Regions from separate parts of the Homo sapiens genome. Here region 2 is linked to region 1. A link is an interaction called in ENCODE POLR2A ChIA-PET data of the cell type or tissue named here. Cell type or tissue: OCI-LY7. All regions are shown on one strand.

Region 1 (8,000 bases):
TTTAAAATTATAAAGCAATACTTGCTTACAAAAAGTTTAAGGAGTTTTCTTCCCTAATCATCTCTCAGAAGTAACCACGGTTAATAACTTGGTGTATAGTGTTCTTCCATGCAAATAGGAATCTTTAAAGATATATAGAGATATCTATACACATGTGACTTTTTATTGATACAAAATGAGCACATATAAGCATATATGTCACAGCAACTTTTGTAAAGGTCAAAGACTGGAAATACCAAACACGTCCCTCAAAAGGGATTCAGTGGAATAGATTATGATGCAGACATTTAATAGAATTATTGTTTGGTCATTAAAAAAAAGAGGCAGCTCTCTGTACAGATATGAGAACTCCTTACAACACATTGTTAAATAAAACATTGTATGCACATCATCAACCCACTTAATTTTCCATCACAGCTTCACAGAGAGGCAGATGCCACACAGGCCACCCACCCAGATGCAGAGCCAGATTCCCTGCGTGGACTGGACGGGAGTTTCCCAGCTGGAGTTCTCTCGGCCAAGCTGCCTGTGACATGGGGTTGGAGGTGCTCCAGAGAGTCATGGCCACCCCTGGAGGAAGTGACTTGTGGCTGACTGCTCAAGGGGAAGTCCTGTGGCAGTGGAGTCGTCAGCATTAATTCAAATAAGGTAAGTACTTTGGCAGGGATGGGGGAGGGGCTGAAAGGTCGGGAGTAACTGCGATGACCCCAAACTTGAACTGAAACCTCTGGAAGGGCATTGTATTCGAACTGTTTAAATGACTGCACGGAATCATCTCGTTTTTACATCAGCAGAAGCCTAGGTTCAGAGAGGTGAAGTGACTTGTCTGAGGTCACACAGCACGGTAGTGATTGGGCTAGGTCTGAGGGCCTCTCTGGGGGTGCATCTGAAGTCTCTGTGCCTCAGGGAAGCAGGAGGAGTGGAGATTGGGGCTGTGGCCAGGCTCTTCCCAGCCTTTCTAGGCGTCTCTCTCCTCTTCAGTGTCATCTCAACTTTCCTTTCCCTCCGTTTCTTCCTCCTCTGCCTACAACACTCTTAGTTTGTTCTAAATGCCCCCTTGTCAGAGTTGAGGAACTTGGGGTGACTTGCTGAAGACCCTGGGTGAGGATCCTGGCTTGATGCATTCTTCTTGGAACCCTTGGCTGTTCCTGGGGTGTAAGTGTGTGTGTATGGTGTGAGTGTGTTGTGTGTGTGCTTTGTGTGTGTGGTTTGGTGCCTGTGGTACGTGAATGTGTGTGCATGCACATGTGTGGTGTGATGTATGGAGTGTGTGCACAATGAGTGTGTATGGTGTATGTGCAGGCATGTGTAGAGTGTGCATGTGTGTGTAGTGTGAATGTGTGGTATGTGTATCTGCACGTGTGCAGGGTGTAGCTGGTGTGTGCTCACTTGTTTGTGATGTGCGTATATGTGCACATGTGTTCATGCATGTGTGTACTTGTGTGGGGTATGCCTGTGTGTGCCCGTGCATGCACGTGTGTTTATGTGTGTGTATACGTGTGTGCAAGAGGAAACAGATGGTGACTTCGCTACAGCATTGTTTAGCTGACCCCAGTGCAGGAGCTGCCCTCACCATCTGTGTCCCCCTTTTCGGCAGCCCCAGCCGGAGTTCTGCCTCATGCCACACGTGGGTCCATTCCCGCGGAGTCTGGACTCTGGGTTAAGAGAGGTAAGCGCTCAGAAATAGTAAACCACTGTTTTCTTGCCGGCTGTTTGCCCTTATTAATTCAGGTAGCAATTACCCATTCTGAATATTTGGCAACTAATTAGTTTTCCCGTGGAGATGGCAGAATGAGGAATGCTCTGCTCTGACCTGATCCACTTTCTCAGTTCCCGGGGGCGGGGGTGGGGGGGCTAGGGGAGGGAGGGCACCGAGCGTGGGAGTGAGAGCTGCAGAGAAGTCTCCTCAAAGCCCGGGATGCCCTTTAGCTGCCGGGGTCTTGGCTAAAAATCTTTAGGAGGATAAAAATAACCCACCCGATGTTGGTTTTGTTGGGGCTTTCATGTCACGGGCCCATTTCCTCTGTGGGTGCAGCTCCTGGCAGTGCGCCGGATAACGGAGGAGGTGCTGTCAGCGCAGGCTGAGGGCTGCTCTCCAAGCAAAGAGCCTCCTCTTTTGGGAACCGAGTCCCTCATTTGGACTCGGGATCCATAGGAGACTGGAACCTGGACTGCAGGGACCCGACGCTCAGGGTGAGGGCACCCCTCAGACCCCAAGAGAATGGGGCCTGTGGAACACGTAATTCGGGGACAGGTTGGAAGAGGCACTCAGATGACCGTCTGGCCGAGCTTAGCTGGGAGTTGAATCAGAGATCGTTTCTTAACAACCACTAAGCCCCTTGGCCAACATCTGGCCTATATTTGCCTTTTTAGCTCCTGAGCTTTCTGCTACTGGGAAGAGTTGTCAGTGACATGATCTGGTTCCCGGAGGCACCTCTGAGAAAGGGTTCTAACTGATAGGAGGGTGCATGGACCAAGGCCAGCTCAATCCAGCAGCCTCCTGCATTGGAACAGCCCTCGGGCAGGAATCTATTTTGGGGAAGTGGTAGATGGATGAGCCAACCCATTGCACTGCTTGCTATACCTTTTCTGGTGGTGGGGAGGGGGCTCAGACTACCGTGGGGAGTGAATGCAGTTCAGGGCACCACAGACCAGCCCGCTGGCGGGGGAGGCTGCCTCCAAACGCCTCCCCGCACACTATGTCTGCAGGGATGCAGAAGCCTGTGAGTCACAGGCCTTCTTTCTGCCCAGCACAGTCATGCATTTGTGTCTGTGAAAGGTGCTCTTTGCCCGATGGGGGCTAGGAGGCCTCCAGGCCGATGTCCCCACCCATAGCTGTGTTTTAGAGCCTTGTCTTAGCTGTGGGCAAGACTGGCTGCCCGCCTTCCTCCTTGGACACAGGTCCTCTCCAGAACCTGAGGTGGGCATCAGCATTCTCAGACTGGCACCGGCTGGCTGCATGCCCCCTCCTTCTTCTGTGTCCCTGACACTCAGCATGTACCTGTCCGTCTGCACGCAGCTGGGGCCGGCTCCAGTCAGCTGCACACAGTTTGCCCAGCTCACCTACTTATTGTAGTTCAAGGCCAGGGACCCTGCCTCCTGTGTGTCTGGGGTTTCCCCAGGGCCTAGCTTTCACTCTGGCGGCCCTAGCGGGTGGCCGATGCTGGGTCACGTATTCGGACTGGTTTCCCTAAACTGCGGCAGCTGCAGTTCCTGTACAGATAGGCTCAGCGAAAGTGCCGGAGCCTTGGGTTCAGACCTGGCAAGTCCCGGTTCTGCCGGTTGTGTGTGACCTTGGGCAAATTCTTTCAGCTCCAGGAACCTCGCTTTCCTGGCGATTGCTGTATTTTGGGGGTAGATGACACGCATATTTGTCATTAGAGAGAACCACATGCTCCGGTCCCCAGCGGCGTGCAGGGGCTTCAGGGAAGAGAGTGTGCGGAGGGTGACCTTTGCAGTTTGCAGCTGGACAAGTGGCTTTGGGCCTCCCTGTAATCCCTCACGTGTCTGTAGGGTGAGCAGGCGTCACTCCTTCCTCCCTGGAGCTGAGAGAGTTCTCCTGCTTTGGCCGGGAATGACCGGCTTAGAGCTGAGGTGGGGGTGACACCCAGGTGTTTTCCAGGTCACCCAAGGGACAGGGTTGAAACAAGCACCATCCCAGAATTCCCAGGCTGGGACGTGAAGTGGCTTTGCGGTGCAGACCGGCTGTCTCGCGACGTGGGCCACTGCTTGCTTCCTCCAGGCCACACCTGACCTCGGCCTAGGAGTGAGCTCAAAGCTGCACACACAATCCCTTCAGCTGGATTGGGAAATGCAAAAACACCAGGTGCAGGGCTGTCGGTTAGAGTTTCCATTTACATTACCTGGGGCTTTTCTGTCCGGCTCGCCCTTCCCCCACCACCTTGCACAGGCCTTCACTCCCACAAGCCCAGGGGGTGGCGGTTCTTCCCAGACAGTCCACCTGGGGAATGTGAGCACCAGGCAGGCCTGGCCTCCCGCTGCAGACAGGACACACAGCTTCTGCGGGGGACCTGGCTCTGGCTGGGGAATTTTGACCTGCAAAAGGCAGACAGCCATGTGACAACTGTGGAGGCCGGGATCCTCGGTCCAAACCCCTCATTACCTGGGTGGCCCTGGGCAAGTCAAACCACCTCCGATTTCTCCTCTGCACATGGGGATGTGAATACTTCCTTAGAGGCTAGTGGTGGGGATTAAATAAGCAAAGGATAAGAGAGGGGCCGGAACGGTGGTGCTTGATACGTGGTGGCTGATGTAATCATCACCCCAGCGTTCAGTGCAGGCTGTCTGCCTCTGGCTTCGCGGAGCTGGCACAAGTATCACCTCACTGAAATGGCATAACGCTCTCATAATGTAGACATTATTCTTCTTGTTCTTTCCATTTTACCAGTGAGGAAACTGAGGCACAAAGAAGTGAAATAACATGGCCAAGACGCAGCTAGTCAGCGGTAGAACCCGACGTTGGCATCTAGGCGTGCTGACTTCCAGCACTGTGCTGATGGACTCTGGGCGGGCTGAATTCCAGCACTGTGCTGGAGCTGTTCCTCTCACTCTGCTCCCTCAGTGGCCCCGGACGCCCCTGTGGGTCCCAGGCAGCTGGCATGACCCGCACGCAGAGCCTCGCTGTGGTTAGCATAGAGCCCTGGGGAGGCCAGCTCTAGACCCTGCTGCTCCATTTGCAGGTGGGCTGGGGCAGGAGAGGTTGTGGGGAGGGTGTGGGCTCCCAAGCCAGATGCACCTGGCTGTGCTTCCCAGCTGTGGCATTTACAACTGTGGATTTTGATTTTGTCACTAGTAAGGGTACAGTCAAGAGAAGCCACTAGGCTTAGGCTGTTAGCTTCCCTTCCTTGGACTTACCCAGGTTCCCCTTCTGTGAGCCTGGTTTCCTTCTATGCTTTCTTCATTCAACAAACCTTTCTGGGAAGCTTTTCCCTGTAAATCTCTGGACTAATGAGCAAGACTCAGTCCTCACTCGTCTGTTGAAGGGTGTGTGTGAGTGCATGTGTGTGCATGTATTTGTGTGCTTATGTGTTGCATGTGTGTGATATGTAATTCCAAAGACACAGGAGTAAAATAAGAGCCATCCACAAAGGCCAGAGGAGGGAAGCAGCAAGGCGCTTCCCAGCAGTCCTTGAGTGCAGACACTCAGGAAATGTTTGGAATGAATAGGAGGAAATCAAAGGAGGCTTCCTAGAGGAGGTGGCATTTAAGCTGAGGCTCACGGCATGAGTCCCGTTTTGATTACAGAAAGAGAGAGGCTGCTGTAGGAGCCAGACTCAAAGACATGGAAATACCTAGCCAGAGGCAGACGGCTCCCGAACTGCAGTCTAGCCAGGGTTCCATGGGGCCTTGTTTTGTCACAGGCTGTGTGTTGGGGTTGGGAGCAGCACAGGGTGAGTGAGTTCCTGGAGGAAAGTAATAAAGACCCATCTGTTTGTTCAACAAACATTTACTCGCTATGCACCCGGCCTAGTCTGCAGCTCAGTGAAGACCAGGATGAGGCTGTTGATGGAGCTGGCAGACTAGTGGAGGTGACTAACCCTGGAGCCACTTGGGGCCCCCACAGTGTCCCCGTGCTGGGGTGGGACTTCTGCAAGGCCCTGGGGGCCCTGAGCGGGGAGGGGGAATGGGAGAAGGAGGGCCATGCACAAGGGGTCAGGAAAGAGGGCATCACACAGCTGTGGCTTCCAGGCTACACAGGTGTTGTTGGGAGAGGCGAGGGAGGCCATGAGCCCAACCTATGGGGCCTCGATGTGGGGAGGAGAGAGTCGGTCAGCGTGGGGCAGCTGCTGGCAGATGGCAGGGGCTGGGCACTTGCCTTTTAGGGCAGCGGTGCTCATGCTGCATTGAGCTCAAGTTACCTGGGGAAAGTGCAGATTCGGGGTCCTACTCCCCTGAGACAGAGTCAGTGGGGGCCTGGGGATGTGGATTTTAGTTTTGTGGGTGTGTTTTTGGCACCCTAGGGAATTCTGACGTTAGTTCTTTGCTTAGTAGCCTGGGCAACAAGAGCGAAACTCTGTCTCAAAAAAAAGGAACACCTCTCTAGAAGCACTTCAGGCATCAAAGCTAGAAATTCTTTAAAGTCCATGACGCTGTTGCCTCTGCCTAGAACGCAGAGGCCCCAGGTAAGAGGCATGCAGGAGCATCACCGCGAACCCAGAGTTCCCACCTTCGTCAGTCTGCAGCCACCCGCTTATTTCCTTTCAGGTCACTCCATTTCTTGTATTTCATCACCTCTCTCCTCATTCAAGAAAAGAGTTTCTGATGGCTTATAAAGATATCACAATATATGAACATGGCATAGATTAAAAATGGGGTGAAAAGATGGCAAAACAAAGGCGGGCTCGACGCAGATGGGAAAGCAAGGCTGTTGCCTTGGCCGTCATTTCCTGTCCAGCTCCCATCATTTCTTTCGGAGCATCTGGCTACTTTGTGGGCTGTGTGAAGGATTCGGGGTCAAGCCGCCAGGGCTCCTTCCCCTGCAGAAAACCTCGCATCTCTATAGTAACTACAGCTATCAAATCCACACTTGGTTTGTTGAATGAAACGCGGTGCTTCTTAGTATGGGAGCAATGTCGAGGAAGTCTCGTCTGGCGACAGGAAGGGCTGCGTGCCCAGTGCCACCAGCGAGGTTTTGTGCCTGTGAATGCGGGCCCTGCGCTCGCTCGCTAAGCCAGCCCTGAATGGTCCGCACCGGCTGCAGGGCCACTTGGCCTCTGTGCCTGACCCAAGGTTCCCAGGCCCCGGGGCCCCCAGTTGCCAAGTCATCTCAGAAGGGGTTTTCCAGGAGCCTAAGGGGGCCCAGAGGCCCCCATGTTTTAGGGTGTTTGGTGGAAGGGGACTCAACCACATTGTGTGTGGTCCTTGGTGGAGAGAGATGTGTGCTTCAAGAAGAGCTTCAAAGCAGTGGACTCCATTGGAAGGGAGGCAGCTGAGGTTCTGGAATCTCTGTTTTGTAGATCTCTCCCTGCACACAATCTGCTTTCGTGTTCCTGATGGATTGAATCAAGAGTGAATGAGCTCCTACTTCGCGAAAGCAAAACAAACTAAACGCATCAACCACGACCGCAGAGCCCCCATCTCTCCCAGGAGGGTGAGCCCATGTTGTGTTTTCATTTGTCAGAAATCTATCTTAGGAAGCCATTCCTGAGATCTGTTCTAATTTAGGCCATTTTTAAAAAAAATAATGCAGTTGATTCTTTTCCCGTGATCTTTCTTTTCTCCATGACTTAAATTTCCCCAGGAACTATTCAAATGCCGCATCTGGGGTTTTGTTTTTGTTTTTTGATGAAGTCATGACTTTCTTTAAACAGTAATTATTAAACAAACCAAAGGGAAACCTTCTGTGAGGATGCTGTTTACAAATATCACCACTTTTACAATCAGTAATGGAGGTTGCAAAGTGCAGGATTCTGAGTTCCAGTGAGTCTGGGGAGTTGCTTGAGTCTTCCAATTGGTTCCTGCCTTGTCCAGAGGGTGGTTTCTCGCATGGGAAATGGTCTTCAATGCCCTTCCCTCCTCCTCCTCTCTCCTAACTCGATTTTTCCAGGGCTTTCATGTTTCGCTCCCATCGCAGGGTCGGGAATGCCCTGTGCTTGGTGACCATAGGGTGGTGAAGTCACCCTGCTCTGCTAGAAAAGGGACGAGTGCTGTGTTTTGGGTGGATGACCAAGGGCTCACTATCCCGGTGGCTCATTTCCTGGGGGCCTGTGGGCTGCCGGGAGCACCCTGAGGAGGACAGAGTGGAGTTGCAGCTGCCCATGCACTGCAGAGGGGACACGGGTGTTGTGCAGCATCTCGGGAAGGGCGTGGCAGATGTGGCAGGTGCATGGCAGGGCCATTCCATTCTGTCTGTTGCGGGACCCTCCATCCAGCTCAGGGCCGTGGATTGAACAGAGAGACAGGTATGGCAGTTGAAAAGCAAGGGTGCTCCCAGGTGAGCACTGGGGCTAGTTTTCCAGCTGGCAATGGGTGGGGTGTGG
Region 2 (8,000 bases), 66 kb after region 1:
CTCCTTTTTCTAGCAAATTCCATGTCATTTCTTCAGCTTTGATATGAGACAAGCTAACACTGGGTGAAGGCTATAGGAATTAGTTTCCTTGATCAGGCAGGAAGGAGCTAGCAATCCATTCTGGAAAAAGAAACTCTGACACCTGGCATGGTCTGTAGCCCAGGGGTTCTCATACTGGGCCCTGGAGCAGAGCAGGACAGCCCAGGCCAGCCACTCTCTGCATGGAGTTCAGTGCCTGCAGTTCCTGGGCAGTGCCTGCTTGTTCCTGGAAGCCCCAGTGTGGGTTCTGTCTCCCCACAGCTGCAGGGGGCAGGGATGCCCAGACTTGCCCTTTTAGCTCCCCTCCCTTTTTCACCCTGGAAGAAGTCCATTCACCACATCCCTGCCTTGAGACAGGTAGGCACCCACTGGGCCTGCTTGGCTCACCTGTGAGCTACTGGATGGCTGGGAAGACCAATCCTAGTCCTACGGGGGTTTCTGTCTTCCAAAGAACCACATTGAGTTTTCATGGTTTTGATTTAGAAGCTGAAATGAGATTTCAGGGCTGGTTTGGTTTGGGTTCCCCTGGGAGCAGACATGGAGACAAGGATTTTAGTGGGGGTTTTGGTTTGGGAGGCAACCCCAGGTGGAAACACTGGTGTGAAGTGAGGCAGGGAAGGAGTGTGTGCTTCTGAGGCTGCTGTGACAAAGCCGCCAGCTGGATGGCTTCCAACAGGGGAATGTTCTGGCCTATGGTCCTGGAGGGGAGCTGTCAGCAGGGCCTCCTGACAGAGAGCTGTCAGCAGGGCCTCGTCCTCTGAAGGCTCTGGGGAAGGCTGTGTTCTGTCCCCTCTCCTGGCTTCTGGTGCCCTCAGGCATTCCTTGGCTTATAGAAGCCTCCCTCCCATCTTTCATGTCCACATGACATCTCCCTACACTGCCTTCCCTCTGTGTGTTTGTCTCCGGATTCAAATTTCCCTCTTATAAGGACACAGGTCATATTGGATCAGGGCCTACCCTATGGCCTCATCTTCACTTAGTGATATGGTTTGGCTGTGTCCCCACGCAAATCTCATCTTGAATTCCCATGTGTTGTGGGAGGGACCCAGTGGGAGGTAATTGAATTATGGGGGCAGGTCTTTCCCATGCTGTTCTCATGATAGTGAATAAGTCTTGTGAGATCTGATGGTTTTATAAGGGGGAGTTTCCCTGCACAAGCTCTCTCTTTGCCTGCTGCCTTCCATGTAAGATGTGACTTGCTCCTCCTTGCCTTCCGCCATGATTGGGAGGCTTCCCCAGCCACGTGGAACTATAAGTCCAATAAACCTCTTTCTTTTGTAAATTGCCCAGTCTTGGGCATGTCTTTATCAGCAGCATGAGAACAGACTAATACATTCGGTTACCTCTGTAAAGACCCTGTTTCCAAATGAGATCATCTTCTGAGGTACCACTAATATACTCCAATGTACCACTTTGGGGGGGACACAGCACCCCAATGTACCACTTTGGGGTGGGACACAGTTCACCCCATAATAGAAGGGAAGGAAGCTAATAAAGGGTGTGTTGTCTCAGCTTGGGTGGCTCAGTCCCATGGGGACTTCTGGAAAACAGTGTGGACCACACCCCAGTTACCCAACTGAGGGCAAGGAAGCTGTGGTATAGAGGGACTCCAGTGCCCTATTCGCCCTGTATGTCCCCAGCCAGGCACATGCTTCAGCCCTCAGCCCTCAGTGTGAAGGACAGGGAACCTCTGCTCTAGAAGCCCACATGAGGCTCATGGTGGCAGTGCTCATGATAGATAAAGTGGAATTGACCTCACCGTGGCATGTTCAGTGTACTGAAAAGAAAATACTTTTAAAAGCACCTGAGCAGATTTACTGCTGCTCTGCAATATAATTCAATGTGTTGCCTTACATGAATTCACATTATGTGTGAAATATAATACACAATCAGCTATATTATATATGGTATAATTCTTGATTAATTTCCAGCCCTACAGCTTTCTTACCAGATGGGCAGGGTTGAACTCAAATTAGTCGGTGTAGCTTCTGGTTAGCATTTCTCTTAAGTTCAGAAAGGGAGATGTCTGAACTACAGTTGTCCGAAGGAGTCCTAGGTGAGTCTTGATCTTGGGGGAATCAGCATCTGGCTGGGTTGCAATGACTGAGAAGGTCTTGACACCACAGCCTGAGATCCAGCAGAGGTGCTGAGCTTGAGAGGCCTTGCAGAAATGGCTGCCTGTGCCTTCCGTGCAGCTTGGGGTTTTGTGTGTTGTGTGTTTTCTTGTAAAGTGAGGAAAATCAAGTTTCTTTGTTAGGAAGATAACCCAGCACAGAAAGCCCTCTGCCAGGTTCACAAGGAGGCTCAGGGAGCAGTGGCGGCTCTTGGCAGAGGAGAGCAGCTTGGGGGCTTTGATGCATGGGGGACTGTGGGCCATGGGCAGGGTGGGACTTTGGGGACCCGCCAGAAGTTCCAAGATGCACCCAGACCCCTGGGACTTCCATTAGCCAAGGACCCCTGTGCACCTGTCCCTGCTGCCCAGAGCTTTCCACATCAGTTCTGTGCATCTGGTGGTGGGGGTTGTGGGGTGGCATGGCGAGGAATGGGCACTTCCCTGTCTGGCCCAGCCTCTGGCTTCTGGCTTCCTTCTGGCTCATTTGGTGGCTGGTGAAGGTCTGGCTGGTAGGAGCAGTGGACGAGCACTTAGCGTGCTTGGAGGCCACCCCGGGGTTCCTGGGTGTGTGGAACGAAGCTAAGCTCCCAATTTGCAGGGGCAGGGAGTATGGGACCCAGGAGAGGGCCAGATATGGGAGTTTGACACGCGGAACCCCAGCTGGGGCTGCGTGGCCTCAGACGCATTGTGTTCGGCCAGTCTTGCCATACTATAAAGAAATACCCAAGGCTGGGTAATTTGTACAGAAAAGGGGTTTAATTGGCTCCCAGTTCTGCAGACTGTACAGGAAGTGAGGTGCTGACATCTGGTCAGCTTCTGGGGAGGCTTCAGGGAGCTTCCAATCATGGTGGAAGGCAAAGGGGGAGCCGAGGTATCACATGGGGAGAGTGTGAGCAAGAGAGAGAGCGGGGAGGTGCCACACACTTTCAAACAACCAGATCTCAGAGAACTCACTCACTATTTCGAGGACAGCACCAAGCCCTGAGGGATCCACCCCCCGTGACCCAAACACCTCCCACCAGGCCCGCCTCCAACGCTAAGGTTTACATTTCAACATGAGATTTGGGCGGGGACAAATATCCAAGCCATTTCACCTGTTATTTAACCCACGAGAGCCTCCATTTTTTCTTCTCTCCAATGGGGCTAATAATGTCGACCTCACAGAAGTGCAGGGAGGAAAGAATTGCGTGAAATATTTACATAAAGGGCATAGCACTGTGCCTGGGACACAGAAGGTATTTGATAAACAGAAACTCTGATTACTAATAACATGCAGTGGTTTGGGATAGCAGATTTGGCTTCCTTAAGAGAGCTGTCTTGGAGGCATTTTTACATCCTACAATACGGTGCTAAAGAGACAACTAAATTCCTGTTTACATGTCAACCTAAACCTTCTTATTCTAACTGTGCCACCACCTTAAAAGACATATATTTATGCTTTCGGCTCTAGCTGTTCACATGTGTGAAAGCGGTGCGGCACTTGCGGAGTGATTATGCTCATGTACATTAGGAATTGAACAATCACGCTGACTGCACTAACCCTCTATTTGAACTACATTGTGCAAATAAGATGTTATCTTAAATAAGCTCCTAATATAACTCAGTAATTACTATAATGCTTTTGGGTGAAATTGTGGTGGTATTACTGAATTTAGCCATTGAGTCTCAAATACGGAACCTTTGAGCAGACACCAGCAGTGCCCAAATGCTGAGTCCCTGGCCTGGGGGAGCTGAACGTGGCTGTTCTTGCAGGTTGAGGAGGGTGGGGGAGGGCTGGCATAGTGCGGGAGGTCCCAGTGAATAAGGGCGAAGAACGATGGCACCTGCTGGAGGTGGCCTCCACCTGATGAGAAGCCTCATCAATGGAGCAGAAGACCTATAGAGGCTGTGCGCCTGTACGTTCTGGTGATAGCAGAGAACCAGGCTTTGAGGGTAACTGAAGGACCAGTTATCCAAGTAGTGAGAAGGCAAACACAAACCGCAAATTCAGTGTCTTGGCTCCAAAATTTTATCGCAGTTCTTATAAAGGTCATGGCATTGGGCTTTATGTAGGGGAAGAAGAAAAGTTGTATCTGTTTGCTCTGGAAAAAGCCCTGGGTCTGGAGTTTGAAGACCTAGGTGAAGGGTAGCGAAGGCAGGCCCCTTTACCTCTCTAGGTCAGAGTATTAAGCAAGTTGATGCATTACCCAGAGAACACTTACTGATCACCTATTAAATATTGAGCACCGTGAAGCACTTTCTAAACTACAAGGCACTTTGCCCATTTCAGGTAGTTTTTGAATATCTGCCACAGCTGGGGTGGAGACGGCTCGCACATGTAGTCGGCTTGTCAGGACATGTGGAGGAAACTAATGTATATTTTAAATGCTCACCATGTGCCAGACCCTGTTCCCAGAGTTTTGCATAAATATTTGGAGGAACTTTCAACGCTCTGTGATGCTCATTTACATAAGGAGCTGAACAATTGCAGTCTGATGAACAATCACAGCGTGATCTTCATTTATCAAGTGAAGACACAAATGCTTGGAGCAGCTACGGTGCCTGCCCCTGATCACCCAGTTAAGATGCAGAGGAGCCTGAGACCTCAGATCCACCTCTCTATGAGGCTACATCCTTTTTCCCTCTCCCTGCTGCCTCAGAGAATGGCAAACATTTGCCTTCTTCTCTCTGATTTTGTAGGTGAGCAACAAGGAATACCGAGAGGAGGTTTCCACACCATGAACAAACATGGCACCAGGATCTGGAAGCTCCGGGCTTCTCCGTCTTCTAGAATTCTGGGAGCCTCACATGGCCCCCTCCTTGGCGAGTGTATTAGGCTGTACTTGTATTTCTGAAATACAAATAAATACCTGAGACTGGGCAATTTATAAAGAAAAGAGGGTTAACTGGCTCACAGTTCTGCAGGCTGTACAGGAAGCATGATGCTGGCATCTGCTTGGCTTCTGGAGAGCTCTCAGGAAGCTTCCAATTGTGGAGGAAGGTGAAGCGGAAGCAGGCATCTCACATGGCCAGAACAGGAGCAAGAGCGTGACGAGGGAGGGGCTACACACTTTTAAATGACCAGATCTTGCAAGAACTCACTCACTATGGTGAGGATCGTACTAAGGGGGGTGCTGCTGAAATGTTCATGAGAAATCTGCTGGCATGATCCAGTGCCCTCCCCCCAGGCCCCACCTCCAACAATGGGGATTCCATTTCAACCAGAGATTTGGGCAGGGACACACATCCGAACCATGTTAGGGAGCGACCCACACAGAGAGGACAGGGAAAGCTGGCTGCTGGGCCTATTCAGGAGTATATCTGTCACATGGGGGGGTCTGCAGTCTGGAACCCTCTAGAAGAGTCACAGCATTTTCTCTCACACACACATAGAAACCCAAAGAGGCCAGCTGAGTCTGGTGTGGATTATCTATGATTTAATTTTAATTATTGTTGTAAAATTAAACTTCCAGAGATGTGTAAAGTGTATTCTCAGCAAGTTTCCACACTGCCTGGGAGTGCTGTTGACACTTTTGTTTGACTGGATGCGCCTTCCCTCCCTGTCCTCACCCCGAGGTGCAGGCTCATGCAGACTCTATTCAGACTACAAGTTTTAGGAATGTAGGATTAACCTTCCCATTCTGTGGACAAGGACATTCAGGCCTCGGGAGCTTTAAGGGAGTGGTCAGAGGCCTCCCAGCTGGTAAGTGAGCTTTTCATTTTTAAATCCAACACTCTTCAGCAACAGAGCACATAGAAACTTCATTCAGGGTGGACTAGGACTGCAGGGCTGCTGGGGGACACAGCATGGCTGGAGCGATGCGGGATCGGGGGTGGGCACAGCGATGCGGGAGAGGCAGAGGCGTGGGGATCGGGGGTGGGCACTCCATTCTGGCCTGTGTCACCAATTTACTCTGAAATCTGTAAAGTGGCAGTTTGGATGTTACAAGCTGAGCTGTGTCCCTTCAAACCACATGAGAAGTCTTAACTTTCAGTACCTGGAAACCATCATTCTCAGCAAACTATTGCAAGCACAGAAAACCAAACACCGCATGTTCTCACTCATAGGTGGGAATTGAACAATGAGAACACATGGACACAGGAAGGGGAACATCACACACCGGGGCCTGTCATGGGGTGGGGGGAGGGGGGAGGGATAGCATTAGGAGATATACCTAATGTAAATGCCGAGTTAATGTATACATATGTAATAAACCTGCACGTTGTGCACATGCACCCTAGAACTTAAAGTATGATAAAAAATATGATACATGTATATGATAGAAGATTATTAAGCCATTAAAATTGTGTTTTGACATGTAGCGAATAGAATGTTAATATATTTTATTTTACATTAATAAAAATAAGTAATGTATGCCGATTAAAAAAAAAGAGGTTCATTAAATTAAAATGAGGTCATCAGGGTGGGCCCTAATCTGCTGTGACTGGTGTCCTTGTAAGAATAGAGATTAGGACACAGACACACACAAAGGGACGACCATGTGTGGACAAAGGTAGGAATCAGCCTCTGCAGTCCAGGGAGAGAGGCCTTGGGAGGAATCAGACCTGCCAACACTGTGATCTCGGACTTCCCGCCTCCGGAACTGTGAGGAATTGCATCTCTGTTGTTTAAGGCCCCAGTGTGCTACTTTGTTAGGGCAGCTGGAGCAGATGCACACGGATGAGATCATTCCGTAGTATGAATTTCCACCGATGGCAAACACCAGTATATAGCAACATTGTTTCTTGCCTGCTGGCCACCACGGATTCATGAGCTTTCCATGGGTCATGGTTGACTTGGAGTTGAACAAATGAGATTGGGTCCTGAGAGGTTTCTGGGGCCTGAGGACTTGGAACTGGTGTTTGTCTATCCAGGAGCCACCTCCGTTAGCCCTTTTCCTTACTACCTCTAACCCCTCTCGGGTGCCTTGCATGGGAGGCTGGTGGGTTCGTCTGCCCTACAAAGCTCCACATCCCTGACAGGTTTTGCCCTGTGAGCAGGTAAGTGTGGTAGAAGGAGAGCAGAGTGGCTTATGAAGTAGTTGCATTAGTCAGGGTTCTCTAGAGAGACAGGACTTATAGGACAGATGTATATATAAAAGGGAGTTTATTAAGGAGAATCGACTCACACGGTTAGAAGGTGAAGTCCCACAATAGGCCATCGGCTAGCCCAGGAGCAAGGAAGCAGTCCGAGTCCCAACATCTCAAAAGTAGGGAAGCCAACAGTGCAGCCTTCAGTCTGTGTCCGAAGGCCCGAGAGCCCCTGGCAAGCCACTGGTGGAAGTCCAAGAGTCCAAAAACTGAAGAACTTGGAGTCCAATGTTCGAGGGCAGGAAGCATCCAGCACAGGAGAAAGATGGAGGCTGGAAGACTCAGCCAGTCTCGTCCTTCCATGTTCCTCTGCCTGCTTTATCCTAGCCGCACTGGCAGCTGATTAGCTGGTGCCCAGACTGAGGGTGGGTCTGCCTCTCCCAGTCCACTGACTCAAATGTTAATCTCCTTTGGCAGCACCCACACAGACACACCCAGGACCAATGCTTTGCATCCTTCAATCCAATCAAGTTGACACTCACCATTAACCATCACAGTAGTGTTGAAAGAGAAAAGAGAAAAATTGGCAATGATCTTCTCATATTCGGAAACCAGTAAAATGGGAATGGGAATAAGTGTTATTCACGGTCCTTATTGGTGGAGCTAGCAGGCACTGGAGGCATGTCTGGTCCAGCCTGTGCCTTATTACAGATGGAAATGGGGGGAAGGGGGGCAGAGAGAAAAAGCGCCTTGCCCCAGGCAGAGCTGAATCCACACACTCCTCTCCTGACCTCCACTCCCCTGATATTTTTCCCTAGATCATCCTTATTTGAGAAAT

The links. Peaks named below come from ENCODE experiments on the same cell type or tissue, not always from the same donor. Only the 100,000 strongest peaks of a DNase experiment are listed, where the experiment ranks them.
Region 2: POLR2A ChIA-PET joins it to region 1 with 5 read pairs; 3 of 35 experiments call an interaction of 5 or more read pairs at or near these places.

Annotation. Positions count from the first base shown.
Region 1 is chr2:8,569,559-8,577,558 of GRCh38, reverse strand. It overlaps LINC01814 (long intergenic non-protein coding RNA 1814), which reads left to right. Exons shown (of 6, transcript NR_110257.1): 4 at 418-648; 5 at 6,978-7,111. Among named protein-coding and RNA genes, the nearest start is that of LINC01814, 10 kb to the left of the region's middle. RefSeq lists enhancers at 2,567-2,616, 2,637-2,686, 2,707-2,906, 5,059-5,638. In OCI-LY7, a CTCF peak has its summit at 3,135; DNase peaks (open chromatin) are centred at 618, 3,108, 3,818, 4,688 and 5 weaker places; H3K4me3 peaks cover 6,466 bases; H3K27ac peaks cover 6,984 bases.
Region 2 is chr2:8,503,469-8,511,468 of GRCh38, reverse strand. No RefSeq gene overlaps it. Among named protein-coding and RNA genes, the nearest start is that of LINC01814, 76 kb to the left of the region's middle. In OCI-LY7, no CTCF peak of the experiment used is centred here; no DNase peak of the experiment used is centred here.